Linked DNA regions of Mus musculus: region 1 is linked to region 2. Evidence: chromatin loops called from intact Hi-C (ENCODE). Cell type or tissue: gastrocnemius. All regions are shown on one strand. Links, peaks and the distances in the headings refer to the core of each region. The heading gives the core; the rest is flanking DNA. Region 1 holds the start of Cbll1 (Casitas B-lineage lymphoma-like 1). Region 2 has its middle 24 kb from the start of Dld.

What was found. Peaks named below come from ENCODE experiments on the same cell type or tissue, not always from the same donor. Only the 100,000 strongest peaks of a DNase experiment are listed, where the experiment ranks them.
Region 1: a loop joins it to region 2, with 2.6 times the contacts of the local background. A loop is called at or near these places in 24 of 42 quality-filtered maps.

Annotation. Positions count from the first base shown.
Region 1 is chr12:31,491,276-31,506,305 of GRCm38, reverse strand. It overlaps Cbll1 (Casitas B-lineage lymphoma-like 1), which reads left to right and starts at 6,690. Exons shown (of 6, transcript NM_001253847.1): 1 at 6,690-6,783; 2 at 11,557-11,724; 3 at 14,127-14,227; 4 at 14,711-14,794. The coding sequence starts at 6,771. Gm40362 (a long non-coding RNA gene) reads right to left here and starts at 6,686. Exons shown (of 2, transcript XR_872643.3): 1 at 6,460-6,686. In gastrocnemius, for the core only: no CTCF peak of the experiment used is centred there; DNase peaks (open chromatin) are centred at 6,413 and 6,691; H3K4me3 peaks cover 2,500 bases; H3K27ac peaks cover 2,051 bases.
Region 2 is chr12:31,367,765-31,382,794 of GRCm38, reverse strand. No RefSeq gene overlaps it. Among named protein-coding and RNA genes, the nearest start is that of Dld, 24 kb to the right of the region's middle. In gastrocnemius, for the core only: a CTCF peak has its summit at 8,030 (motif pointing left); a DNase peak (open chromatin) is centred at 7,990.

The DNA.
Region 1 (15,030 bases), core at 5,598-8,097, 120 kb before region 2:
CAGCCTGGTCTACACAGTGAGTTTCCAGGACAGCCAGGGCTACACAGAGAACCCTGTCTCAAAAAAAAAAAAAAAAAAAAACCCACCCCCCCTGTAGTGGCTATTTCTGGTTGTCAACTTGACTATCTCTGGAATGAACTACAATCCAGAATTGGAAGGCTCACCTGTGACCCTAATCTGGAGGCTGGGAGATAGAAGTTTCTGATCTGGATCTTGGTATGGAGATCTTGAGGCATAGTGGCTATGGATTCCAGAAGATTAAGACTGGGAGATCCCTGAGTTCAAAGTCATCTGGGATTAAAGGTGTGGTGGCACACACCTTTAATCTTGGCTACACCTCCTCTCTCTCCCTCTCTCTTCCTCCCTCCCTCCATGCCTCCCTCCCTCCTTCGCCTGCTTGCCGTGAGGGACTGAGCAACTGCTAGATCCTTGGACTTCTATTCACAGCTGCTACTGACCATTGTTGGGAGTTGGACTGCAGACTAAGTCATCAATAAATTCCTTTACTATATAGAGACTGCCCATAAGTTCTGTGACTCTAGAGAACCCTAATACACCCCCCAAATCGAACTAAAATATAAACCCATAACACTCAAAATTGTACAGAATAAAACAAGGATGCTATTCTAGAATCCCAGTGCAGTGGGTGTGTGTGGTACTGCATGCATATAGTCTCAGCACCTCAGAGGTGGAGGCACATGGTCAAAGTCAACCTTGGCCACAAAGCAGATCTGATGGGGGATAGCCTGCCTGTGCAAGATCCTATCTCCAAAACAAAACATGCTACCAGTCGCCTCAATTCATTTTATTCAGGAATAACATTTGCTGTGGTTTGAATGCTTCTGTCTCCCCCAAATTCATATGTCAAAACCTAATTGGCGTTATATCAGTATTAGGAGGTGGGGATAAGGGGAGATACTTGGGTTACGATAAAATTACAGAGACACCAGAAAGATACCTTTCCTCTTACAAGAGTAAAGATAATTGTCAGACTCCACTTACGAACCAAAAAATCAGCTCTAGCCAGACACTAAACCTTGGGATTTTCATCCTTTAGAACTTTGAGAAAGAAACTTTAAGTTTATAATTCACCCAATCTTATCATATTTTGTGATAACACCAAATAGACTGAGATGATCACGATTAAGGGCACAGGTACTTACCGCCCCCTACACTTTCATGGGTAGATAAGCAGCACCGTTCCTATAGCAGCAGGTGCACTATAAACGCAGCAGTCTCTGCCCCACTTCTACTCTAGCAATACAAGGCGCCTGACTTCCCCTGCCGAGCTCTTGTGTCTGCTGACAACTAAAACAGATGACTCAGCTGGAGATCAGTGGGAAACTGGATGGTCTGGGGAGAAAGGCTATGAGAAAAATTCTTTACGGCAGCTTTATTGTCTTTGGTTCCATGTTTCAGGTGCTTTATCATTCTTGATCCTTCAAACTATGGGCTGAGTGGCTTCTGGCTGTGAGGGACACCTGGAGGGAGGCACTTTAAGGGAGGAGCCTAAAGGCATAGTAAAGAGGGGGATACTATCGGTGGAAAGGTCTAAGCAGTGGGGGAGGTGAGGGGCAGATTGCAGATATGTGGGGAGAATTACCTGGGACAAAGGGAATATAAAGAAGCAATATAGGAGCTGGAGAGATGGCTCAGCCATTAAAGGCTAGGCTCACAACCAAAAATATAAGAAGCTATATAGAAGACCACAATCATATAACCCAAATTAAACACACGCACACACACACACACACACACTGAAGGGAGTTACAATACAGGCTCTTGTTAGTCCTCTTGGTTGCTCACAAGATCAGATTGCAGAAGACACCACACACCTTGGTTGCCAGGTACAAAAAAAAGCAATATGGAACTGAATTGGAAACCTCATCCCTGTTGGCTAGCTTTTGAAGGCACTACTGGGAAATGTATGAACTAAGACATCCTGTCGAGCCTTACCTGCCTGTGCAATAGTGGCATGACTGCTGTTGGGCTCTCTGGTTATATTTGAGGCCTGTTCCACAGAAGGGAATGACCCATGCCTGGCACGATAAACCCCACTTAATGACACAGGTCTGTGGAGTCACAGGCCCAGAGGAGGGACTTATTGTTGTCATTTAAGGAAACTGACATAGCATTAAACTACCTTCTGAATATGTTCATACCTACTTGAAGCCTTATTCAGAGAACCCTCTCCTCACAATGAACGGCACCAAGTGCAAGAGACTCATGGCTTCCCAAAATACCGAGAATAAGTCACAGCTGTGGTCTCAGCCCTAAGCAAGATATTTATATCACCCACTCTAAGGCTCAGGCAACCTTGCAGAAGGGGTATGCTGGAAGACAGGATGAAGGTCTGTGAAATTCTATACTCTCGTTGATACAACCACTACAATCATTAACCCTCAACTATAGTGTTACTTCAAGACTACCCCTGTCTACAGTTATAAAATGGAAGGGCTCATGTGGCCCTACTCTTTACTACTGAACTACTGGGTAGAGACAGAGTCTGGGAAAGGAGGGATTACTGCTTTCAGTTGTGTGCCTACCTCTGAGTCCACCAGTCTCCAACCCACAGTGCCAAATCCATGTTCACAGGCATAGCCCTTGTTAAAACCAATGGGCAACAAAATAAGATGTATGGACATGAATGTTAGAGATTTGTGGAGAGCAACGGGATGGACAGGGATGGTAGAAAGATGTGAGAGGCTGAGGATGAGAGTGGTCTGCAATTATTTGCATATGTGTATAAGTTGTGTAAGAACACATTTAAATAAAAATTACATGAACATTTTCTATTACCATTTTATTCAAATTCATACAATAAAATAGTGCAATTTTTAAAAAGGTCATTTATTTATTATGTATAAAGCATTCTGCCTGCATGTATGCCTGCAGTCCAGAAGAGGGCACTAGATCCCATTACAGATGGTTGTGAGCCACCTTGTGGTTGCTAGGAATTGAACTCAGGACCTCTGGAAGAGCAGCCAGTGCTCATAACTACTGAGCCATTTTTTCAGCCTTAGTACAATATTTAATGTGACTAGTTGTAGTGGATATTCCTGGTTGTCAACTTGACTATATCTGGAGTGAACTACAATCCAGAATTGGAAGGTTCACTTGTGATCCTATCTGGAAGCTGGGAGATACAAATTTCTGGATCTTGGCATGGAGATCTTGAGGCATAGTGGCTATGAATCTCAGAAGATCTGAGCCACACCTTCTGCTGGCAACCTACATAAGGACATTGGAAGAAGGAAGATTCGCTCTTTCTTCTTTGCCTGCTTGCCTTGTGGGACTAAACAACTGCTAGATCCTTGGACTTCCATTCACAGCTGCTGCTGACCATTGTTGGTTGTTGGACTGCAGACTGTAAGTCTTCAACAAATTCCCCTAAAAAAGAGACTACCCATAAGTTCTGTGACTCTGGAGAGCCCTGGCTAATACAGTGGCTCACAGCCATCTGTTGAGACAACCAGTCTCAAAAGACCTGATGCCTTCTTCTGGCTTCCACGAGCACTGCATGCATGTGGTGCATAAACACACACAAGCAGTATACACTTGTACACATAAATACATGAAATGTTCAAAACATATTTTAAAAAATCACATGGAACATGTTCAACATCTCTAGCCATTAGGAAAACAAAAATTTCCCCAGTAAGAATGTGTATCAAAGCAATCAAGAAGCAACACATGTTGGCGAGGTTTGGGGTGGGAAACTTATACCACTGCTTGGAATGTAAAACAGTGTGGAGGTTCCTTTAAAAACAGAATTCCCACATGACCCTGTCATACCACTTCTGGGAATATGCCTAGGCAAATGAGTTAATTTACTATACAGATATTTGCATATCCATTTGATTGTGGCAATATTCACTAGCCAACACAACCAAGGTGTCCAATAACAGATGGATGATTTAAAAAAGCACGTTACATTCACACATGGAATACTATTCTATCATAAGAACAAAGTTATGGAACTTATAGGAAAATGGATAACACTAGAAATCATATTAAAATGAAAACTGGTATCACAAAGATAAGCATCCCATAGTTCCTCTCATCTGTGGGATATAGGGGACATGGTAGTAAGAGAAACTACTAGGGAGCTGGAGGGGAGATTGGAAATGCATAATAGAAGGGGTGAGTATGGTCAGTGTACATTTTACAGAAAGGGAAATGTTACAAGAAAACTCATTAGCTTTACAGCCAATAAAAATTGAAAACAAGAACATACAGGCCTGTGTATAATCCAACTTAGGAACTTAAGAGACTATCTTGTCATACTACTCCTGCACTGATAGAACATGGCAACTATGATAAATGGGGGGAGAAAGCACAGATGCAGAAGCCGGGCATCTGAGTGCTGGGCCACATCAAGGACATGCCCCACTGTTTACTAAACTGAGCCTTCAGCAAGTTTCCTTTTTTATTTGCCGAGACAGTCTATGTAATTCAGGCTGCCTTTGAACTTGCAATCCTCCTGTCTCAGCCTTTAGGGCACCCCAGGAAAATTTTCTAACAATATACCACAAAATACTGAGAAAACTGTAAAAGTTTGTAAAACAATTTGAAAGTTCTTTTAAATCCCAGTTCTCTAGTATTAATAGTCATTAGTATTACTATCATTAACCTATTTTTTTAATCAATCTCCAGTTTGATGGGGGTGGTGGCTATCAAGTACTTCCTGGGTAAAAGCCAGCTCTTAGGCAATCTAAGGTGTTGTATAACCAGAGGCTTTCAGCACCAGATGTATAAAGTGAAGCACGACCTCTCCAGGGTATGGCTGAGGGTAAGGTTTTCATTGTAGCTATGAGGGGGAGCACAGCCAGAGGCATCTGCGTGAGCCCTGAGCAGGAAGAGGAAGTAGTAGACCAAACATGGCCAGAGGTTTGGACCCAGCCACGAGAGGAAATAGGGACAAGAGAGGAAAATGAGAATGAGAGAGGGGAGGGGAAGAAGGGAAGGAGGGAGGGAAAGAGACGAGGGAAAGACAAATGCCAGGGTTATACAGAAAAGCAAAGCCTGGGGGGGGGGGGGAGGGAAGCCCATGAGCTGAAGTGTAGGGTCCACGGGGCTGAGAGGAGCCACTGGTACTTATGATATTGTGATACTGAGGAAGCCTCCTGGAGGCCAGCAAGTACGCACCACACTTAGCCATTTGTCCCAGTTCCTTCTGTAGCAGACAGTGGTTAAATAGCCCAGCGCATCAGCCCTAGATTGAGAGACATACCAGTACCCAACCCCACCCGACTAATTCCAGCAACTGAAAAATTATGAAAAACACCCCGTAGTACAGAAACTTACATTTTTAACAACAACAAAACCAAAAGGATATCGACTTAGAAATGTCCTTATTTGAGTGTACCTACAACCTTGTTTGTAAAGCCGCAATGAGTGGGAGTCTTGGAAAAGACCACAATTAAGACAATCACTAAATAACATGGTATACTTACACTAGGATCACTGCAGTGTTAGTCACCGTTGTTACTGTGCAACGCACACAACACATTGCTACACATACTTGATTCAGAATTGAGTACTGTGAAAATATTTTTAAGAAAGGCCAACATAATAATGTTTTATTGATCTAGGAACTCTGGCACTGAAAGCGTGAACAACCCAAGGTAACGATGTCGTCACCAAGGGACAAGCATAGAGCCCAAATCCCTTGACTCCTAGGCTGATGTTTTCCACTAATTGTGTTCCTTTCTACTCATACGAGAGCTTCAAGTGTGAAGGGCTGGGGAAGGCAGAAGACCTATTATGAGCCAAATCGAGGTGGGGGGTGCTCTGAAGGTCTTCAGCAGTCGCCGTTGACACTCTTCTTTGTTTTGGCTGAGCAAGATGAAAGCGGCAACCACAGACCCCAGGGACCAAGAACTGGAACTAGGTACCGCCTGTTGTGGTAACTCTCTTTTCTTCAGTCGGGGCCTGCCCTTTCTCATCTCTTCCTTCTAGTCAAGCTCTAACGCTCTCCCTCCGACTCCATCGGTCCCTATCTTCCCTCCTTCACCCCCTTTGCACACAACTGCTTTGTATTTTCGTTGAACGGGGACCTCCTGGTGCTCCCTCCAGCTTTAGCAGGGATTCCAGGAGCCTGGTGGTGTTCTCTAGAGCCATGGGCTAGTTAGCATTGTAACACGCGATTCAGTTGAGAAACTACGGTGGGAGCCAGGGCAAACGCGCGTGTCGAGTGGGCGTTGGGGTTCCTCAGGACAAAGCACAATTAGACAATGAGGACCTTGCCTCCCTCCCGGACGCCTAACACAGCTTCCCTCGGGCACCCACGGAGCGTGCGTGTTTACACTTCTCTACACCCGGCGGCGGATCCGGGGGGCATTCCAAACCGTTACTCCGCCCGCTGGGGTGGGACCAGCCCAACGGCTGAGACTGCGCTCTGGGCGGACTACAAATCCCAGAAGGCCTCGCGCCGCAGGGGGGCGGGCGGCGGCTTACCTGCCTGCCGCGCTTCCCTTTGGTTCCTATTGCTTTCTCACTGCGAGAAGTATCATTCCTACAGCTGAGGGCTGCCTCTGGGGAGAACTAGCAGCCTCGACACCAAAACCCTCGTGTTCCCCCTCTTCCCGCCTCAGTCCTGGCTATGTCTGACTCCTTCGCCGGAGTCGGGTGCTACGGCTAGGGAGGGAAGCCCGTGAGAGCAGTTCGGGCGCACTTCCGCCTCTGCGCTCCGGAAGGTAGGGCGCAGGCGCTTACTGCGACTCCGGAGCGACTGACTTCCGTTCCCACTGTGCCCCGCGAGCCGAATCATGGATCACACTGGTAAGGAGGCGGAGGCAGCGGGGGTCCTAGTTTCTTGCCCCCGTGGCTCGTGTGGGACTGGTCGCCCAGCAGGCACAAGGGGCTATGCTCGCCCCACTGCGCCGGGACGTGGCGGAGAGGAAGCAAGCTCAGACCCGGTCCCGGGCTGAGTCTGCTGCTTCCCGGCCTACCCTCCGGAGCGGTGCCTCCATCCTGGAGACCGGCAGCACGGCTCCTTTGGTGCCGCTGAGCTCGTTTCGGGACCCTCCTCCGCGCAGACTTGTTGGAAAGGGAGGGTCCCAGTTTTGTTTTTGTTTTTGTTCTCATTCCGGTTGCTTTGCACTTTTGCTGGGGAAATAGGCGGGCGTTTTCCACTCTCGGAATTGGAGAAGCGTCCGGACTCTGGGCGAGAGTGGGTTGGAGACTTCCTGCTGCCTCTCGGCTTCGGGCGGCTGCTGCAGTGGTCACCGCCTGTGGTTATTGTCTTGTTGGCTTTTCGCGGACTAGTGGTTAGAGAAGAGAGTCGGATATAGTTTTCGAAGTTATAAGCGGAGCATCTTTTCTACCGGAACTCAAAGCATGCCCGGTCCTTCGGCCGTGGTCCTTTCGCATCTTTTGGGGACATCGCATATTACGAGTAGCTTCAAACCTCATTTCTGCTGGCTTCGTTTTCTTGGTTTTAGTTTTAGCACTTGGCTTTGAGTGCTTCAGACAGTTTTATCGCCAAGCAGGAGGAAAGGCTTTTTCTTTAGGAATTGACTGAGTGCGCCCAGTCTTCAAACACTAAGTTATATAATTGCATGCAGATACTTGTAGGCTTGGAGATAGAATGGTGGAATGGTAAACAATAAGACTACGTTCTTGTCTTCGAGTTTTCATTCTGTCAAAGGAGACAAGCAGATTGGTTTCTTCTTTAACAGCTGTTTACAATTTGTGGTGAGAACTTTTAGAAACAGGTGCTTGCCGGGCAGTGGTGGCGCACGCCTTTGATCTCAGCACTTGGGAGGCAGAGGCAGGCGAATTTCTAAGTTTGAGGCAAGCCTGGTCTACAGAGTGAGTTCCAGGACAGCCAGGACTACACAGAGAAACCCTGTCTCGAAAAACCAAAAAAAAAAAAAAAAGAAAAGAAAAGAAAAGAGAGAGAAATGAATGCCCATGGAGTAGGAAGTTTCAGAGTGCCAGGGAAAGGTGTTTTTGGAATGGTAGGAAGGTATAGAGAGGACCAAATGTCGGTAGACTAGTTAGCTTTAAGTTGAGAAGGAGAACACAAATTACCTTTTTCAGGACTTTGAAAATCATGATAAAGGGTTTAAGTGGCTATGAAGCAACAATTTTGACTCTTCTATGGAGAATGGTGTAGGAGAGGAACAACAGAAGTAAGTATAAATCATCTATGGGTGGTTGCAGTGCCACAGAGGGAGGCTCAGTTTAGTTGAATCGAAGCTCAGTGGTAGAGCAACTTAACCAGCTAGCACGGGTCCCCAGCAACGCCGTAGGGAGAATGGGAGCAGGACAGAGAGAGTAGGCAGGGGGAGTGGGAGCAGGACATAGAGTAGGCAGTTGCCACAAATATTTTGGTGGAGAATCCAGCAGCTGCTAATAGGTTGGTTTGTGGAAGTATGTGAGAGAAATGAAAAAAACCTGAGTTTCCCAGTAGAGTGTCTTGATACTGCATGGGTAAAAGTATTACCCTAGTTTCTAAGTTATTAGCCAAAGATTGCCTGGGGAAATAAAAATTATTCTAACATGAAAATAATCACTACTGACCTAGCTAAGGTTAAAAAATGAGTTTCAGGGCCCGGTGGTGGTGGCGCACGCCTTTAATCCCAGCACTTGGGAGGCAGAGGCAGGCAAATTTCTGAGTTCAAGGCCAGCCTGGTCTACAAAGTGAGTTCCAGGACAGCCAGGGCTATACAGAGAAACCCTGTCTCGAAAAACAAAAAACAACAAAAAAGTGTTTCCAGACAGCTCTCCTTTCTGTTTAATGTTAGCTTTTCTAGATTTTAAATCAGTTATGACAAAGTCTCCTAGTGCTTCAGTTTTTTTGTTTTTTTTTTTTTTGGTTTTTTGAGACAGGGTTTCTCTGCGTAGCCCTGGCTGTCCTGGAACTGACTTTGTAGACCAGGCTGGCCTTGAACTCAGAAATTTGCCTGCCTCTGCCTCCCAAGTGCTGGGATTAAAGGCGTGCGCCACTACGCCCGGCGTGCTTCAGTTTTAATTGCTGCACATTTTGAGAAGAAAAATATGAAATTAAGCCAAAGACTCAAACTTTCACAAAATAAATACAAATTTGAATCATAGAGCCTTTGGCAAACCAAGAAATGGTAGTTAGCTAGTTAATTGACAATTTTCTGACTGAGTAGACTTCTCAAAATAATGATTTTTAATGTCAAAGGATCAAGAGGTCTTGTAAATGGGAGTATTGAAGTAGAATTCTGCCAGAAAAAAAAAATTTAGAATTTTTTTAAATGGCAAACACGTATTGCTTTCTTTAGTGTTTCTCTAGATTGCAGCAGTGTCAGCGGTGAGCTCAGGGCCCTCGGGGGTGGAGAGAAGCAGCAGAAAGGTGATGGCACCCTTGCAGCTCCTTTCAGGCCAGCTCTGTCCCATGCTCTTACCTCACGGGCACCCAGGCCAATAAAGACCCTGCAAACACTTGATTCATTCTTTAGTCATTGTAAGAGATGGTTAGTGCTTAGGTAAAAGGAACCCACATTTTTAAAATACTGCTTCATTCTTTTGGGGGAGATAGATCCTGGGGACCTGAACCCAGGACCTTAGACAGGTTTTACCACTGAGCTACATACCTGGCTTAAGTTCCTTGGCTCCTTTTATTCAAGATAAAATATTAAGTGTGTTGTTTTTAAAACTATATAATAAAATAATATATTTTTAAAGGTATATTTACTTTAAATGGCCCAATTATTCTTTTTATCCCTTATGTAACATCCAGATATTTATTACATGCTTTGTGTTTTGTTTCTGTGTATGGGTGGCCCCACACAAACAAACTTCAGAATTTTGTCCCTTGAAATCTGTGAGGCAAACAGTAGCTTTAGAAAGAGGCTCGTGAAAGAGCCAGGCTACTGTTTAAATAATGGGAAACTGGGTTATGTGAGCTGGTTGGAAGGCTGTGCAGGTAGTGTGTTGTCAATCACAGACTGACACACTAATAACTCTTGTGATATCTGAAGGGCAACATGTTGGCTAGTTCAGTTCTTTGGAAAGGTGGGAAGACTTTTTGTGCAAGGGGAAAAGGTTATCTGAGATCTATGTAGGTACTTATATATAGATGAGCGAATGCAGCAGAGACTGCTGAAATACATGAAAGACACTCCATTTTAGTGCAGTATTGAAGATTGATCAAGTTGGTTTATTATAATTCAAGATTGTAGCTATTCATCTAATCTTTCCATGAAAGATTTTGAGAGGAGTTAGCTGTTATAAGAGTAGAAAGTAAACATGTTTAATCATTAAAACCCATTTTAAATTTCATTTTATTTTGATGATAGAAAGGGCAAGAGGGTATGAGTTTAATTGGTTGGTATTGCCTATAGAAGTGGACATTATTAGTACTAGCAGACTACGTTCACATTTGTGTTTTGCCGGATTTAACGTGGACAGTTTGGCTCTCAGCTTCGATTGTAACTCTTGCAGGAGCTCTGTTCCGTAATTTGTGTTGCAGACACTACAATTTTAAGATTATATTTGCATTTTTTACCCTTACGTGTTTCCCTTTTTATCCTAAGGTAAAGTTTAATACTTTGTGTTACATATTTTTATGTACTTCTATGTGATTCAGTCCTGTGAAATAATGTGCCCCTTATTCATGAACAAGAATTCCTTTTTTTCATTGATGGTAAGATTTTTAAGGACTAGAAAGTGTCTTGTTTTTTAAGACCCAGGTCTAACTAATAGTTTTCCATTGCAGTGTTGACTGTTAACTAAAGATACCTGTTGCCTGTGTCTCTAGAAATGTTATAGTACAAATAATGCATGTGTTCTATTAAATGATATATTTTTGTTTCCGTTGAATAATTTTTTAAAAAAATGTTATGCTTAAGGGAATAATTACCTCTTTAAAGCCAACACATAAGCCAGTAAGGTGGCGTAACGGGTGACACTGCTACCTGCTGAGGCCCTGAAGTCAACATCTGGGGCTCAGGTGGTTGGAGGGGAGAAACGATTCCCACAGATTGTTTTCTGACCTCCACATATTCACTGTGGCTCCACAGCAGTCCCCCCTAAACATAATAAATTAAAACTTCATTTTCAAATATATTTCAGATTTAGGGTTGCATTTTCAATTTGTTATGTAAATTTACTAAGTTTACTGCATGGCTACTTCACCTGTTTGATAATTAGGCACATATGTTAAGACAATTTTTTTTTCTCCTTTATTTTTAAAAATCTTTACAATCTGTAAGAGGTTTTTAGACTTTTAAAGAGGGTTATCTTTTTGTAAACTACTATAGAATTGTATGGTAATTTTTATTGCTCATTTTTTAGAAAGATAAATGTTCTATAATTTTTATCAGCTTCTGAAAGGGTTCCCTGACAAAATAAATAATTAATTAATTAATTAATTAAAGCTTAACCGAAAGCATTTCTTTAAAGGTTTACCCCAAATAAAGACTATTAGCAGTTACACTTACCAGTCTAGTATTTAAAATCAGAGCCAAGATCTTCAGTTTATTGTTTGATGTTGTTGATTTTATCTTTATACTTGTTGTAGAACAATTTTCAAAAAGAAAAGTAAACATAATTACAATTTCTTTTCTTACATTCATATAGACAATGAGTTACAAGGCACTAATAGTTCTGGATCCTTGGGTGGTCTTGATGTTCGCAGAAGAATCCCTATAAAGCTCATCTCCAAACAAGCCAGCAAAGTTAAGCCGGCACCTCGGACTCAAAGGACTGTCAGCAGGATGCCCGCAAAGGCCCCGCAAGGTGATGAAGGTAACTGGTGTAAACTGAAATGAGTGTAAACTGAGTTGTCAGGTTGGAGATGGCTCAGGGATTCAGAGCACTGAATGCTCCTCCAGAGGACCCAGCTTCAGTTCCCAGCACCCATATGGCAGTTCACAACTGTGTGTAACTCCAGCACCCTCACGTAGTCATACATGCAGGCAAAACACCAATGCACATAAATACAAGTAAAATTTTAAAAAGAGTTCTCTTGTTTATCTGAGTGTATCAAGTAATCCATCTGATTTTATTAAACCTATTTTAGAATTAGTTTAGTTCTATCCCTTTTTAAGCGCCCTTCCCCTGGTATTGCACAGAGCATTACATTAAAAGTAAAATTTGTTTTCACGGTCCTCTATAAAACTGATGCTAGTGCCCCTTAAAAAAAAATCTTTCAAGTAAGCTGGGTGGTAGTAGTGAATGCTTTTAATCCCAACACTCCAGAGACAGAGGCAGGTAGATCTCTGAGTTCAAGGCCAGTCTGGTCTACAGGGCAAGTTCCAGGACAGACAGGGCTACACAGAAAAATCTTGTCTAGAAAAACCAAAAATAAAATATAGTTTTACCCAGGTGAGGTGGCACATGGCTGAAATCCCAGCACTTAGGAAGCTGAGACAAGAGGATTAATGTTTGAGGACAGACCCTGTCTCAAACAAATGAGTAGTCCTAGATGTTTAGTCTGTAGATATCCTACAATTTATTTTACTTTCTTGTAGATACTTGTTTTGCCGTAATTGTGTTGTAATGTGAATATTAAAAATTTGACTTGAGAAGATGGCCAAATTCTTGAAATGGGTGAGGGTAATTGCCCTAAGCCTGGTGACCCAAGTTTCATCCTAGAACCATTTAAAAGGAAGGAGAGAACTGACCTCCACCCACCACTCTCCATATGTGCAGACCCCTCCCTCCATATCATGTACACAACAAATGACTGTTTTTAAAGACTTGATTTGTACATTTCAGAATATATCAGATCTTGCTAAATTCTTCAGAAAGGGTGTGGTATAGTTTCTACTCACATACTCAGTATTTTGCACTATTAATTTAACTTTTTTTGAGGCAGAACTTGGATAGCCATTCTGCTCTTGAAGGTCAAAAGTCTTGCTGCCTCGGCCTTGTCAGTGCTGTGGTCACAGGCAGGAGCCTAAGTGTGGTTGGATGCCTTTTCATAGTGCTCGCCAGTTCTTGCCTCAGTTCCAGGCTCTGTTTTGATTGCTGCCTTTCTCTTAATTTTGAATTCTTTATAATATTGGCTTTGTTAAATGTCTGTGTAGTTCATTTATCTTTTGAACTTTGTATATAAAATATTACTGTAAAGAACTTGGACATTCTAGGAAGCCAGTTAAACTAGAGCTTGCTCTCTCCTGTTTTTAATATATTCTTTAAAAGGCCTTTCCTAGTTTCATGAATATAAAAACCGCTTCCTGTCTTGCCATCTGTTAGAAGTCAGCAAGCTGGTCTACAGGCCAAGTTTGGTTCCTTTAAAATAGATAAAGTTGCTGTTCAGTTAAGAGTATTGCCTTGTGGCTATTTTCCTACTAGCGTGGCAGAATTAACTAGATTTATATGACCAAGAAAGCCTAAGTTTTGTACTGTGGCCTTTTATAGTAACAGATTGTTGGCCCATACTTTAGAATATTTATGGGTGTGTTTTGTTTTTTTTTTAAGTGATGTTTTGTTTACCATAAATACTGAGTAATTGGTTTTTTAATTCCAGAATAGAAATCTGGCTGTTAACATACATTCAAGTTCTAGAAGATCTGTCTTACTCCTAAATTCTGTTCCGTAAACAACATGGTGATAATTGGTGAGGTTTTATATTAGAGGTGGTTAGTGGAGTTGCTAAGAGCATTGAATAAGAGACTCGGTTATAGGTCTGTTCTTGGCTCTGGCACGTGGCTTATATGGTGGCTGCTGTACCCACAGTATGTTGTCATTTGTAAAGTACTAGAGATGGACTCAATGATCATGAAGACTACTTCCAGCCGGCATTTTAAACTCTAGTTTAAAAATGATATGCCAGTTAATTTCTGTGACAAATGTGAGTTGTCTATTAAAATCTGTGGGAAAACGGTAAGTAAAATTAAGGCCTGGTGTTGTAGAGGTAGGACTCTAGAATACTTTTACTACGTTTTTTATAACTAGTTTTATATACAAAACTCTAAGGGAAGTTTTATAATAACATGAATTTAATATAGGTTTAGTTTTTTGTTTTTGTTTTTTTATTGTTTTAGAGTAGTTTTAGGAATTTTGATTTTCATGTTTTTAGATCTCTGAAAGTTATCAGAAACATTTTTCAGTAAATATATATACTTTTAATTTTGTTATGTAAATAAATATACTTTAAATTGAAATTTGAAGTTGGAAAATGTAATGTAACTTTTTTCTCTCAGAAGGATTTGATTATAACGAAGAACAGCGATATGACTGTAAAGGAGGCGAACTCTTTGGGAATCAGCGAAGATTTCCAGGACACCTTTTTTGGGATTTCAAGGTATAACTAAAAGTGAAAAATTAGAAATTAGGCATTAAGTACTTATCCACTAAGTGTGGATTTTTAGTATGTCGTGACGTGTAGCACACATAAGTCCACTTGCTTGTTTTTACCATCTTCAAAAATAATTTGAATGCTGGGCGGTGGTGACTCACGTCTTTAATCCCAGCACTTGGGAGGCAGAGGCAGGCGGATTTCTGAGTTCCAGGACAGCCAGGGATACACAGAGAAACCCTGTCTCAGAAAAAAAAAAACCAAACAAACAAACAAAAAAATAAATAAATAAAATAATTTGAAGTAATTTTTGGTAGAACCAAGTAAAATCATTAGCTGCTATTTAAGAAGAAGAACAAGCAAATGGAATTATACTAATCACTTTTTACTTCTGTTTATGGTAACAACTTAAGAAATTCTAACCATTTCACTGTGTGAATTGAAAAGTACAGTTGCCTAAAGAGATAATTTTAATTATCACTTCAACAGATAAACATCTTAGGTGAAAAGGACGATACACCAGTACATTTCTGTGACAAATGTGGACTGCCTATTAAAGTCTATGGGAGAATGGTAAGGACAACTAAGATTTTTTTTAATAACTAATTTTATAACATAATAATGTACAAAAAAGCTAGGGGGAGTTTAATAATACCATGAATTTAGTATAATTATTCTTTTTACTGTTTTAAAATAGTTTCAGGAGAAACATGGTAAGATAAAACACATTTAGAGTTCTTTTTCAGGAGCTTTTTACTTGCAGGGACTATTTTAGCATTGATAGGTTCACGTATCTGAAAATAGAAGCA
Region 2 (15,030 bases), core at 6,850-9,349:
GATTTTCAGGGATAGAGCCAGGGATGGGACTGACTGAAGACAACTGCCTCGTGAGATCTGGTCAGGGTCAGATTCCCAAGGACAGCAACTCTCAATGGGAACAGGGTTGCTTAGCTCAGGCTGACAGCTGCTCTTGAAAATGCAATTTAAAAAGAATTTTTTAAAGAAGATTCTTTGCAAAGCAACTGCATGGACTGGGGCTGGCCCAGTGGCAGTCAGTTTGTTTTCTATATCCTGAGCCAAACCCATGTTGGACTTTTCTTTGGCCAAAACTCATAAATTTCTAATTTGTTTTGAATACTCTTCAGTCAAGATTGATTCACGAGAAGAAGAAAAATGTAAAGCATGTCTTTTAAACACTGTTGTGTTTGCTCATAAGCGTTTGCGTGTCTAGGTGTGTAATGGGAGAGTAACAAGAATCCTTCGGGGATTAGAGTTTGTTGATCCTATTTTAGGAACATATGAAGCCTTTGGTAAATACTGTTATATATGTTATGATCTGTCTTATATAACTTATAATCTCTGACCTTTTCTGGCTTCTGTGTTCTCTTTCTAGAGAAGCTGCAGCTCTTCCAGTTGGAGCAGTTTCAAATTCATCTCATTGAATTCGTGGTTTGTTTTTTTAAAACCAAAGAGAAGGAATATGGGAGGGGGGATGAAAGGGAGGAGTGATAAAAGTGATTAAAGAATGAATCTTTGATGACAGAGAGAGAGAATCTATTTTTATTGTGTGTATATGAACATGGTGTCATATATGGGGACATGATGTGTGTCTGATCAGAGAACAATTTTGTGAAGCCAGTTTTCTCCTAGTACCTTTATGTGGTTCCCAGGGCCTGAACTCTGGGCACGAGCTTGCACCACAGGAGCCTTTGCCTTCTGAGCCACTTAGTCAGCCCCATTACTCAGAAAGTATTTATCAAGTATTCTATTCCGTGCACTGTTCTGTGCTCTGGGGGTAGAGCAAACAAGATCCCAGCTTTCTGAGAATCGGCGGAAGCTTTCTAACTCGATGAAGTAAAAGAATACAAACAAATCAGCGAGATAATTATAGGAGAAGACCAATGGCTTGGAAGACAGGAATGATAAAACACAGCACATGCCTGTAATCACAGGCTCAGGAGGCCGAAGTGGGTGCACCTCTGTGAGTGTGAAGCCAGCTCAGTCTATACACAGAATCCCAAGCCAACAGGATTACACAGAAAGACCCTGTCTCAAAAGTAAAGCAAAACAAAAACAAAAACAAACAAAAGAAACCACACATACATAGATAAAATAGGGACACCCCTAGAAGCATCAAAGAAGGCCTCCATAAGAGATAACATTTGGCCTGAAACCCAAATAAGAATGAAGCAAGACCTCCTCATCTGTTTGCCAACATAATGTTTGAATGTATGTGTCTATGTGTATGTGTGTGCATGTGTGTATATGTATATGTCTGTGTATGTGTGTATATGTGTATGTATGTGTGTATATGTGTGTATGTGTATATGTGTGTATATGTATATGCATCTGTATATATGTGTATGTTTGCATGTGGGAATGAACAGAAAGACAGAGGAGAGTGTTGGGGAAGGAGGAAAGGCACTGCTGCCTTGGGGATCAGAGTGGATGGGGTGAGCATGTAGCTTGGGCAACACTGAAAGTGCTGCTGCTGGTCTGTATTCAGACACACTGACAGGTGCTCTGAAACAGCAGTGCCTGCTTCTCCTGCTCCATCTCTTACTGTGACAGGTGACAGCCAAGCAAGGCGACTGCTTGGACTTCTGCCAAGGACCAGCCTCTGCTTGGAGAGGGGTTACTGCTGAGGGACTGAGAGACGGGGTGTAGTCAAATCTCTCTCTCTCTCTCTCTCTCTCTCTCTCTGTGTGTGTGTGTGTGTGTGTGTGTGTGTGTGTGTGTGTGTTCTGCTCAAGACAGATTTTTCTTGCTATTCTAAGAACTCTCTGGTTGAGACAGCTCTCTCTACTAGTAAAAATTCTAAAATTTATCTGGATAGCTCATGGGTTTTCTGGCCAAAACCAGAAAAGCTTCTATATAAAAATATACATATATATTGGCTCTTCTAACCAGGGTCTGTTAGAAAAATTCTAAAAGTAACTCTTGGATTTTCCAATCAAAATCAGAAAGCCAGAAAAAAATTCAGACTACCTTCTCTGGAGAGCTGCTAGAAAACTTTCTAAAAAAGCTGTATCCACTCTGTAAGTGATTCTTGGTATTTCTGACCTGTTAGAAAAATTCTAAAAGAGCCGTGTTCACTCTCAATGGATTTTCTGACTAAAATCAGAAATCCTGTTAGAAAAAAATTCTTGAAGAGTTGTTTTTGCCCTCCAGAGATCTTCAGATAGCTCCGCTCTCGCTAGAGAAAATTCTAAAGAACTGCTCTCACTTTCTGCTAGCTCATCTCATGCAGACCAAAACTCTGGCTTTTTCTTTACATACCAATTCAGTTATTATTCCAGGTTTCCTTTTGAATACCCTAGGAATCAGCAATCCACCAGTGATCCCAGCCCCTTAATTCTTGGGAGACTGCAAGCACACATTTTCTTTTAACATTTAAAAGTATCTGAAGATCTGTCTGCCTTTGCTAAGCAAAGATGCTAAACTAGCTGGGTGGGACCCTGTCCTGAAATGACTGTTTCTACCACACCTGGGCCTGGATGCCTGTGTTCCAGGCTAACCTTGAACTCAGGAGTCTACCTGCCTTTGTATCTTTCTGACAAGCTTGTTCATTGGGTAGCCGCCTCTGTTTCTTTAGATTAGTGAAGTCCCGCATGTAATTCATACTGCGTCCTTATTTTTTTTTTTTGCATAGCTGAAAAATTATATATTTTCAAACTCATGTTTTTAGAGTTCTTTTCCATAGCCTTAAGGGCTGTCCTGAAGGATTCAGCGTTTACTATTTTGCTGAGACATTAAGCACTCCTTTATCTCCTGTACTCATGCTGTTTCTGATAGCATGGAGTTATAAACATTAACAGGAAGAACGTTCCTCCGAGGAACATGAAAATATGTACAGTATTATACAAATAGGCCTTATGCTCACAGCAGCCATCAACACTTGTGGAGGCCCACGCCAGCTCTTCCTGTCCCAGAGACAGAAACCTTGTTATTCTGCCCCACCAAGGCCATGAAGGACTCAGCAGACTACAACTCTCTTGTCTGTAAGATAGAGAAATAGTACTTATATAAGTAACACATATATCACAAAAAGCAACAGGCTGGTTCTGGGGGTTAAATAAGTCTCAATGCACCCACTTGAATCTGTGGTATATTTTGTGGGGCTTGGTAGGGGGTTTGTGTATTTCTGACTATATATATATACATATATATATATATATACCCACACATATATAATTTTATAAAATTATATATATTTTTTTGTATACTATAATTATTATATAATACATTAATACTTGTTTATTAATATCTTAACGTGTTTAATATTATATTTAAGTATAATTTACATAGTTTGTCCTATGTGAACTGTCTACTTTACTGCCCACCCACCAACTCGGGCTTGTTTCTCTTTAACTCTTTTCTAAGTGCCCTTTGAATAGTAACAGCAAGCCTCTCTCACATATACTAGTAAATATTTTTCCTGGTTTTCATTTGCCTCTTGATGATGCTTACGGTATTTTTCCTTCATAGTAATCTCAAAGCTTTGGTTATTTTGGTCCTATTTGATTTCAATGACTTAGCCCCGCATACCTAAGAACTGTTTTTCATGTTTATGACTATTCTAATATTTTTTTACATCATTGTGTCAAAAATTTTTTTTCTAAATGACATTTTAAAAGAATGTTTTTGTAAATAACCTTTATAAATGTTTGTGTATTTACTGGCTGATATAGTGACATGCCAGTGAACTGTTTGCATGCGTGATGTTCTGTGCCTTGACTTATTTTCCATTTTTCAACATGATAGATATAATGTTTGCATAATGTATTTTGTCATAACTTGAAGACACTTAGTCTGCCTTTGCAACTTCAGTGAGACATTGTATCTTTATAATTTTTCACAGCAGAGAAAGTATCTTGCTAGTATAGATGAGGAAACATCTAGTTGCTGGGTAATTTACATGGTGGTGAAGACGCTGATGTCAATCTGTTCGTTAAAGAGGTCAGAACAGGGGCTGGAAAGATGGCTCACTGATGCTCTTTCAGAGGTCCTGAGTTCAAATCCCAGAAACCACATGGTGGCTCACAACCATCTCTAATGGGATCCAATAAATGCCCTCTTCTGATGTGTCTGAAAACAGCTACAGTGTACTCATATAAATAAATAAATCTTTAAGAAAAAAAAAAAGCCAGAGCAGTTTGATTATGCCAATATTGAGTGAGAACAGAGTAACATGTTTTCCATGGTTCTGTGTCTTTTGGATCTTTGATAATCTTATATGGTACATGAACGATATCTCATCCATTTTTGTGATTGTTAGTGAGCTAGAATCTCTCTTTATAACTAAGTTCATTGACTCGGGCAGAGGACTAGTGTTCTAGTTTGCATTCTATTGCTTTAATAAACAGCATGACAAAGAGCAACTAGAGGGAAGAAAAGGACTTATCTTACAACTCCCAGGTCACAGTCCACAGGAAAATCAGGGCAAGAACTCAAGGCAGGAACCTGGAGGCAAGAACTCAAGCAGCAAAGACTGTGAAGGAAGCCACACACTGGCTTGCTTCTTGTGACTTCTCAGCCTTCTCTCTTATACACCCCAGGACCACCTACCCAGAGATGGCACTGCCCATAGTGGGCTGGATCTTTCCACATCAATCACCTACCAAGAAAATGCCCACAGACTTGCCTACAGGCCAATCTGATGGATACATTTTCTCAGTCCAAGTTCCCTCTTCCCATAGGACCCTTGAGTCAAGTTGACAGAAAAACAAAAAACAAAAAACAAAAAACAAAAAAACAACAACAAAAAAAAAACCCGCCCAACCAGCATAACAAGGATTAGACAAGCCCACTAAAGCGGACTGACACTCAGAAGGCAGAATTAGGAAACAAAAGACAGTAGGTAGCTCAGGGGACAGGGCTTTATGTATGAAACCAGTGGTCATCTGAGAAAGAGGGCAGGTTTCAAGGAGGCAAAACACATAGGACTGGCTGGCTTGGAGAAGAGTTGTGGGAAATAAGGGCAGTGGTTAAGGTACACCAGGGACAAGGGTAACTATTCCCATCACTGAGCTTGAAGAAACTTGAGAAGAACTGGCTATCAATAGAAAACGGAGGAGGAAGATGAATGCAATGGGTACACGGAGGAGGAAAAAGAGCTCTGCCCGTGTGGCGTGCTTATTCTCCCGCACACAGATACCCACAAAGCAATGCGCTTCGGGTGCTTCGCTACAAAGGAGACTGGCTTCGTGGCCCTGCATCCAAACACGCCACTGTTGTGGGAGGAGCTGCTTTGAGTGGAGCAGTGGCTGAGCATTCTGGGAGATCAGGAAGTGCATCCACAGCAGATGAGGTGGAGACTCTTGCCTGGTGAGCTCCAGAGCCCGAGGGTTTCATGAAGTCATATTGTGGGTAGGACAAAGAAGTGACAAGAGACGCTTTGGGAGTACCCTCATCCACTAAGAGAATACACAAACGGCTTGTGAGCCTCAACCCAGACACCTGCCCCCACTGTGTCGACTCTTCTAGTCTTTCCTAAGTCTAAGGATCCCGAGCCAGGAAGCTGAGAACATGCTCAGTTTTCTCTTATTTACTCCCTAGTGCCTCAAGCACTGACCTTTACCTTGCGTGGTCGAATGGTCGAATGGTCGCACAGTCTCTTCTCCGATTTCATAGATGTTAATATAGTTCAAACACTCAACACTCTGATTTAGGTACTTCAAGAATTCATCCTTTTAAGATAAGAGAAACTCTGAAAAGCAATCCTCTTGAGGGAAAGAGATAAGGAAATACTCTTTCTTGTTGATCCCAAGCCAGAGAAACAGGCAGAGCGAACATTCCAGGGCTACCCAAGACAATCAAACAACCACAGGATGCCCGCTTCTTTCTTTGAGCAAACCTTAGCTGATCTATTTATCACCAAATAGCATGTTAATGTATCCTTGCCACTTAGCTTTCATCCATTTGAACAGTAATTTCCTTATTTATGCATGTGTGTATGCAGGCGCATGTGTGTGGGGGGGTGTATAGGGAAGCCAGAGGTTGGTGTCAAATGTCTTCTTCAGGAAGGGACGGGAATCTCTCGCTGAACCTACAACTCGTTTGTTTTGCTTATTTTGGCGGGACAGGGAGCTCCCTCTACCTCCCTATGCTGGGATTACGGTGTGTGCTGCGGTAGTGAGGTTTATTTACAAGGATGCTGGAGATTGAAACTGAGGTCCCCACGCCTGCCGGGCAAGCCCTTTACCAGCTAAGCCTTTTCCCAGCCTTGCTGCCTCTGTTTTTAACTATTTGTTTCCCAGCCTCGCTTCCTCTGTTTTTAACTATTTCTTTCCCAGCCTCGCTTCCTCTGTTTTTAACTATTTCTTTCCTAGCCTCGCTCCCTCTGTTTTTAACTATTTGTTTCCCAGCCTCGCTTCCTGTTTTTAACTATTTGTTTCCCAGCCTCGCTCCCTCTGTTTTTAACTATTTGTTTGCCACTCCATCAATGCCAAGGTGTACTAGTCAGAAGTCTTTTTGTTGCAGCTAATAGAGATTCCACGCCCACCCCCACCCCCCAATTTTTTTGTGTGCAAAACAATATATGTTAGCTAGTTAGACCTGAAGCATGCAGGGGTAGAGCCAAGCACAAGCATGGCTTCCTTGAGGACTCTGAGTCATTCCGAAGCTGCTTCTTTATTTTGATTGGCTCTAAATTCCTTTTTATTTGATCTATTCTAATGTACTTGGAGTAAAACAGTGCAATGTCTTATCTCTGTGTCCACTTGAGCATCTAAAGTCTTCATCTCTTTCTCCTCCTCCTCCTTCTCCTCTCCCTCCTCCTCCTCCTCTTCCTTCTCCTCCCCCCTCCTTCCTGTGATGTAAGTCTGTGAACTAACGACTGTGGCCACGCTTGAGTATCAAGCCCTACCCATGTAAGGGTCCATGACTCACCAAAGAATCATACCCCAGACTCAAATAGTATGCAAAAGCAGAGAGTGTTTTATTCTGCAGACATCTGCATGCTGGGGTCTACCATCTACCATGATGGAGGTGCCCCAGTAAGCTTCCAGTCCAGACTTAAAGCATATTAGGGGAATTCTGGGGAGGGGTAGGTGACCTCTATCTTAATCGTTGGCTCTATCTCTAGAGACATTCCAGAACCCATTGCTGGGGTGGGGGTGGGGGACTGGAAACTGTTGCTGAGGAAGTCTGGAAACTGCGGCTGACCCTTTGTCCTTGCCTCAGGCCAGGGGGCAGGGCCTGGACTTGCCCAGACTTGCCCAGTTCGTAGTAACAAAGATTTAGGCCTAGTCTCCTGAACTGCCAATTTGAAGCCTGTCAAGAAGTCAGCCTACCTCATCCGTAGTTTTCAGAGCAGAGATGTCCAATACAGATAAATTGATAGCCACTGACGTGCAGACAGATAAAGGCAACATATATAAATTATATTCTAACAGTCATGTGTTTTTTTAAAAAGTAAAAAAGGAACGGGGTCTTGGGTGTGTTTTCACACATGTAATCACTACACAGCGTTTGGGAGGCTTAGGCAGGAGGATTATGAGAAGGCTACACAGCAAGATGTGTGTGTGTGTGTGTGTGCATGTGTGCAAGAGAGAGATTGATTTTTTTTTAACCAATTAAATACAATGTTATTATTTTAACATGTAATCAACATTTCTGAGACAGCAAAACCTATCATTTTAACTGAGTTTTCAACCACAATCCACTGGAGGGTGGGATGAGACATCCTTTGAGAAACAGTATCCTTGAGACACCTTTACTCCTCTGTGCTTCCAAACTCACCTTTGGAGTGGTCAGAGGAGAAAGGCCTGATGACCGGTGTGAGCTGTCAGGAATGAAGGCGGGATTGATACTGGGCGGAGCCAGGGTTACACAGATGCTGCTGTTACTGCTGCACTGCTGCCCTCTGCTGGTTATATTATATCACAACCATATAAACAAAAAGGACGCTGGGCGTTTGTGAGCCCTTGACGTTTCTGGCAGTCTTCTTTCACAGGCTCTTGAAGTGACTTTCTTTTTGGAATTTTGATGCATTACAGAGCCTAGGAAATTTTCATGGGGTTACTGTGGATCATCTTACCGATGTCCCTCACAGGGTTTTCTCCACCTTTCATGGCAGTCAGCTACACACTGCAAGTATTCATGTTTCTGTTTCTGTGTATTTTCCACTTCTTTAAAAGAACACAAATGGAGAAGATTCTCTTACATCCCAAGCTTTCTTCAGCCATTAAGTACTGGATGGCACTCTCACCTCTGTGGCTTGTGAAGACACTGCTTGGTATATTTGAAGAACATTGTAATGTTATTATAAAACAAATCTTAAAATTTACACAATGCCTTATTAAATTCATTTTTTTAATGTCTGGTTCAAAACTCTCCTCTTTGTAGTTGTATCCTGAACTACTTATGGACGAAGGGTTTGATGACTGGAATTTCACCCAAAAGTGACAAGTTGAAGAAATACTGGCCACAATGTAGTCATTGTTGACACTGGACAAGAGGTGCAGGGGGACCATTATGCTAGTTTGTCTCTTTGAAGTATATTTTAAATTACTCTCCAAAGAGTAAAAAGAGCAACAAAATTGCAAATTCTTCCCAACATTCTGTGTAGTACTGTACACACCGTGGCTACTACATGCTACTCTGTTACTTACTACTGTGGGTTAGAACTTCATTGTTTCCGGGCAGGTTATAATTGCCTTCTTAAAAGACAAACTCAAAGGACAAAAAAAAAAAAAAAAAAAAAAAAAAAAAAAAAAAAGGCATGCTGGCTCACACCTGTGATCCCAGCATTTGAAAGACAGAGGCAAGTAGACTACTCAGATCTGAGGCCAGCCTGTTCTATGTAGTAAACAGACCAGCTATGGCTACATAGTAAGCCTCCATCTCTAAATAAATAAATAAACCAACCAACCTACAAAACGAAGCAAAAAGATAAGCTAAAAAATGAATTGGCAGGGCTGGAGAGATATTTCAGAGGCTCAGAGTACTTATTGCTCTTGTTTAAGTCCCAGCACCCATAGGGTGGCTTACAACCATTCATAACTCCAGTTGCAGGGAGTCTAACAGGCACGGTGCACATATATACACATGCAGGGAAGACATCTACTCATATAAAGTATGATGAGTACACCTTTAAAAATTAAAAAATAAATAATTGGCTAGTGCACTTACAGAAAATAATTAAATAGGAATATATTTAGTTAGACATTCTAAGGAAATTCCTTCAGAGACATAGACATCAAAGGGACTGGGTGAAATGGAACACTTGGTGAAGTCCTTGCTGAGCAAGCATGAGGAACTGAATTTGGGTCTTAACACCCACATAAAGGTCTGGGCATCGTGGCAGTCACCTGCAATCCAAACCCCCACTTTCATTAAGACCGGTCATTCAGAAGTTCTACATTAGAAAACCCACTTAATAGCCCCAAGAATAGTGGTGTTTCTACAGTAGTTATAGCTCTGACATTGCCTCCATTTAATCTAGTTACATCCAGTTACATCCAGTTACATCTAGTTACCTTTCAAACATGCTCCTTTGTTCCTCTTTAAACCCTGTCATGTCAAGAACATAATAACTTTTCTCCTTTAGAAATGATCACCATCACCATCATCACCGCCACCATCATTTGTATGAGCATTTTGCATGCATCCATGTATGGGTACCAAGCGCATGGCATGTCCACAGAGATCAGAATGTCAGATCCTCTGGAACTAGAGTTACAGACAGTCGTTGTCTGCCATGCTGGTGCTGGAAATGGGATGCTTTGCAGGAGCAGCAAGTACTCTCAATCACTGAGCCGTCTCTTCCAGCCTCCTATAGTTTTTCTGAGACTTCCATTTTTCTACATTATCTCTAGTTCCATTAATCCTGTGCATAACAATGATCTTCCAGTCTCAACATCCATTTATTTACTTATGTGACCCTAATGTTTTGATCAATTTAACTTCATTTTTCCTTGCAGTGTCTCGGTGGCTAGGGAGAACCACTTCACTGGAACATCAGATGAAGCATAGTGAATGGGGAAAATCACACACATTTTCAAGGTATTTACCCTCAAGTGCCTTTTCCACTTGGAGAGCTTTAATTCTGCCAGGACAAAGACTGTGAAGAGGCAATCCTTCTTAAGCTGGCAGGAAATGGCATGAGAGACACACTTCAGTTCCCCAGCTCCTCTTATCTCCGCTTTGCTGAGGGGGTAGTCAGATTGGCTCTTTCAATTGATTGAGCCGACCAACAGTGTAATTGTGTTGCTTCAAATTCCACAAAAAAAAAAAAAAAAAAAAAAAAAAAAAAATGGCCGTGCTTGGAAGCTGAAACCCTGGCTATGATGTTGGCATTAATCACTTATCAGGCTCAAGAGCTTCAAATAGCAGCTTAATCTTATAAAAGCAGAAGTCTCCTACTTTATTACCAGAAGTGATGGGCTGATGGTGTCGGCACCAGGGTCACTGTGCGGGCCATGGCCAGTGTCTGCAGAATTCCACCAGCGGCTCGGAGTCACAGTGTAAACACACCCATCTTTAGAAGCCCCGAAGGCCTCACTCTTCACAGCCACCTCCTTAATCCTTTGTAGAAGACTCAATACAGAACACTTGCAAAGAGAGACTCAAGTCAAGTGACTTAGGATTCATTTGGTAAACACTTCAACTAACCTGTCTGACAAGCACCCACAGATATGATAGGCATGGAAGGAGAGATTCTGTTTTTAAGCACTTTTTCTGAACCAGACACATGATTTGTAAGTTTTTTTCTAATTTTTCTGATACTCTTCAATGAAAGCATTTGCATTATCACCATCATCATTATCACATCATCACCACCACCATTATTATTATTATTATTATTATTATTATTATTATTATTATTATTGAGAAGGGCATCATTTAGATAGACAGACAGACAGACACAAGCAAAGGAACTGCGGAAAGAATTTTTCCATCTGCAGGCCTGATCGTAATGGCCATAGTGCTTCTTGTCTACCATTCTGGAAATTATTATGCCCATGTCTCTTACTTCTGTTTCCCCCAGGCCTCCGTGCCTCAGAGGCCACTCTCATCTCCTGCATCTGATGAAATCCTTACCACCCTTCAAGGGACTTCAGCCCATCATGGTACTCTCTTTTCACTTTCATTCATAAGCCAATTGTTTAGGACCTATCTGGGTGGTGGTGGGGAGGAGGAAGAGGCTCACTGGCACGTGTCTCATCGAGTAAAGGCACTTACCGCCCACCCTGACGGGCCTGAGTTCTCTTCCCAGAGCCCAATGGTGGAAGGCGAGAGCTGACTTTCACCAGGTTGCCCTCTGACCTACGCATGAACCACACACATCACCTCCAATAAGTAACTTTAAAGTTTTAAAAGGTGTTTCCTGTGGAAAACATTAGCCTAGGTACCAGGGTGTATCACTGGACAGGAGAGACAGGGACCAGAGCCTTCGTGGAGCTTAGATGCTGGTGGCGGCATACAATTTAAAAAAATGAAGATAAAAAATTAATGACATGGGACATCAGGAGATGATAATTGTCATGGGAAGGAAGCACCAGGGCAGGGGGAGCGAGAACACAGGATGGAGAGAGGTGTGCTGGAGAGTAGTCCAGACAGCCCCGCCCCCCCCCCCCCGCCGCCGCCCCTCCCCCGCAGCCTTCCCCCCCCCCCCCTGCCCTGCCCCGAGAACGAGGATTTGGGGTGAGGCTTTAAGAAGGTGGCAGTTGGGGAGGGGGCTCAGTAGTTAAGGCCACTGGCTGCTCTTCCGAAAGATAGACACTTAGATCTTCACCTACACGGCAGCTAACAGTTCTGAGAAATCTATTGCCCTCTTCTGGCCTCCATGGGCATTTCATACACACAGTGCACAAACATCGGTGCAAGCAAAACACTCATATACATATAAAATTTTAAATGAAAAAAGTCAAAAGGGGTGAAGGAGCCAGTCGCGTGGGTAAGGCTGGGTGGAGGAGGATGGAGGGGTAGTAGCATGGGTGGATGAAAATCCCTGCCCAGGTGTGGGAAGCCACATGTGCCGTTGCTGAGTGGCACTGACTACTGCTGGCCACCATGCATAAGATTGGACAAACAACCAATGTGTACATATGCAGTAAAGTTTTTTGCAAAGACACTGCCTGGCCCAGGCATGATAATGAGGTTCTGTAAGGTACTGAGAGTATAACCAATCAGATGTGAGACATGCAAATGATGCATGATAATGAGGTTCTGTAAGGTACTAAGAGAGTAACCAATCGGATGTGAGACATGCAAATGAGGTATGATAATGAGGCTCTGTGAGGTACTGAGAGAGAGTAGCCAATCAGATGAGGAACATGCAAATGAGGCTTAGTGCATAACCAATCCGGGTATGAGACATGCCTCTCCTAGGCCTATAAAAGCAGCACCAGTTCTGGGCTCGAAGTCTTTTCGCCTCTGCAATCAAGCTCTCCCAATAAACGTGTGCAGAAGGATCCTGTTGCAGTGTCGTTCTTGCTGGTCGAGTCCAGTGCGCGAAAGACCCAGGCTGGCACGCTGGCTGATACTTCTATATTTCTTGCAAAGATGGCCATCTCCTCAGCAAGACTCGGACCTCTCTGAAATCAGGGGGACTTGTTGGCAAAGGTTTGCATCCTCTTCTGTGTGAAAACCTGGAAGATTCTCGGCCAGTGCTTGGCAGTTGTTGGTTTATAGACTATGGCATACCGGTAGCCTAATGTCTTTGATTCTGGAATTATTTTGAAGTCTTATGGTGATCCTGTTCCAACACCAACACACAGGGTTTCCTCTTTGAAGCTTCCTCTTTCCCTTCAGTGGCCATAAGGTAAACACACGGTGGAGGAAGACTGCCACCTCCCGGGAGGTGAGTGCCTGGGAGGTTTAGCTTTTGGCTAAATTCCCACTTCCAGGCTTAGACTGTTAACATCGGATTCGGTCAACCAATCACCACCGTTCAGATTATCATTTTGATACAAATTTTCCTTTAAAAAATAATCTAAGAAAGAGAAATATCTCAGGAAAAAGGGAAATGCTTAAGAGATGATGTATAATAAAGCCAGCAGATGTACAGAACAATGGGTTAGGTGGCAATTAGTCTGAAAACCACCAGACCTGTTCTTCTGATGTTTGTTTGTTTGTTGTTTTGCTCAAAGGAGCTGAGGGATATTTAACCCTGGTAAACCTGTGCTACAGTTAGGAGAGCTCACACACTCAGTGGTGAGCTCCAGGGTCAGTGAGAGCCCCTGTATCAAAACATAAAATAGATAGTGATGGAGAGAGATACCAGAGATTAACCTCTGGCCTCCACATGCATGTGCATATGCCCCCAAAGGAATCCAGGCAACTCTGTTGCTTAGCAACTAGAAATGTGTCTGGCTTGAGGAACCAGAGTGTAGACTTGTTGAAAGAGCTGGAGCAGATACAGTGTAGTCTGACCTTTACTGACCTTGGGTATGATTTAAAAGTTCACTGGGCTTCTTTTTCCTCTCCTATAAAGCAAGGTTAAGTCATACCTGCCTTACAGTTATTATTTTAAGAGCAGTATTTCACTTAATGTTTGTTATACGGTAGCTTTTCAATAAGTGGTAGCATGCCCATCAGAATTCTGGGTTGCAAATGACTTCCGAGAGATCATTTCACATTCACTTAAGAACAAAGGGAATGATTTATTGGTACGTGGGGGTATCCAATAACTATAGAATCAACGTGAAGACCTGAGAAGTAGGCCTCAGCACACTGGCAGAAGCTGAATGTCCTGTGAGGTTTTCCGTAGGAAGTTTGGATAAGCCATTATTGTTCTTGCCACATGGAGCCCCCTGCCCTAGGATTTCTGCTGCTGTCCGCATGAGGTCTAAGTTTGCCTGATTCCTTCATACCATACCACTCTTTTTCTCCCTTAATTTTTTGTGCATGAGTGGTGTGTGTGTGTGTGTGTGTGTGTATGTGGTGTGTACACACACAGCCATGAAGACTAGAGACATGAAGGACATCAAGCAGCCTGTTCCATTGCTCTCTACCTTTTTGACCTTCTGACAGGCTCTTTCACTGACTCTGGAGCTAGGTTCAGCCCAGCAAGCTCCACTGATGGTCTCGTCTATGTGCATCAACAGTGCCGAGGATACAGATGTGTGAGGGACCAGGCCTGGCTTTTTAGTGTGGGTTTGGGTATTTAAGCTCAGATTCCCACATCTGTGCAGTGAATGCTCTCACCACTCAGCCGTCTCCTCAGCTTTGATTGGCAGAGCTACGATTTTGTGCCTGCTTCACCTGCTGGGAATACTGAAAACTATCGATGGCCAGCCGAGCTTCATAGTGGAGTTAGTAATGAATTCCACCAGTAGTGGAAGTGGTTCCAATAGAAAGCACTCAAATATGGGGCTGGGGACATGAATTCAGGTCCCTAGCACACGTGTAAAAGCCAGGTGTGGTGTTATTGGAATTCATGCTCAAGACACAGGGCTGCCCAAGGCAGGACACTTCACCAATCCAGCTTTCTTTGACCTCCTGTCTGGCTCCTTATTTTCTTTATGTCTGTGCCATTTATCTGATGTACAGCTGACATTTGCTTTGCCCATTCCTCCCATCCTAAGCCCAGAACTAGTCCTTCACTCAGCCAGATCTCATTTCCTTGGTCAACCACCCAGAAGAAAATCCACTGATAAGCCATTACACAAAATCCCAAATAAATAAAGAATAAAAACCCTCTGGCAGAGCGCTCAGCACATCTGCTCAACGGATGCTCATTCTATCTGCCTCTTTTCCCCAAAGGGGAATTTGGAGCCACCCCCGGGACTTACGAGAGAACATTTGGAAAAGGAATAATAGAAATGACTCTTAATGGGATGATTTCAAGACAGGAATTAAGGGCGAGATTGGGTGGAGTAGAACTATTTTGGGCCAAGGGTCATTTTGAGGATTCCTCAA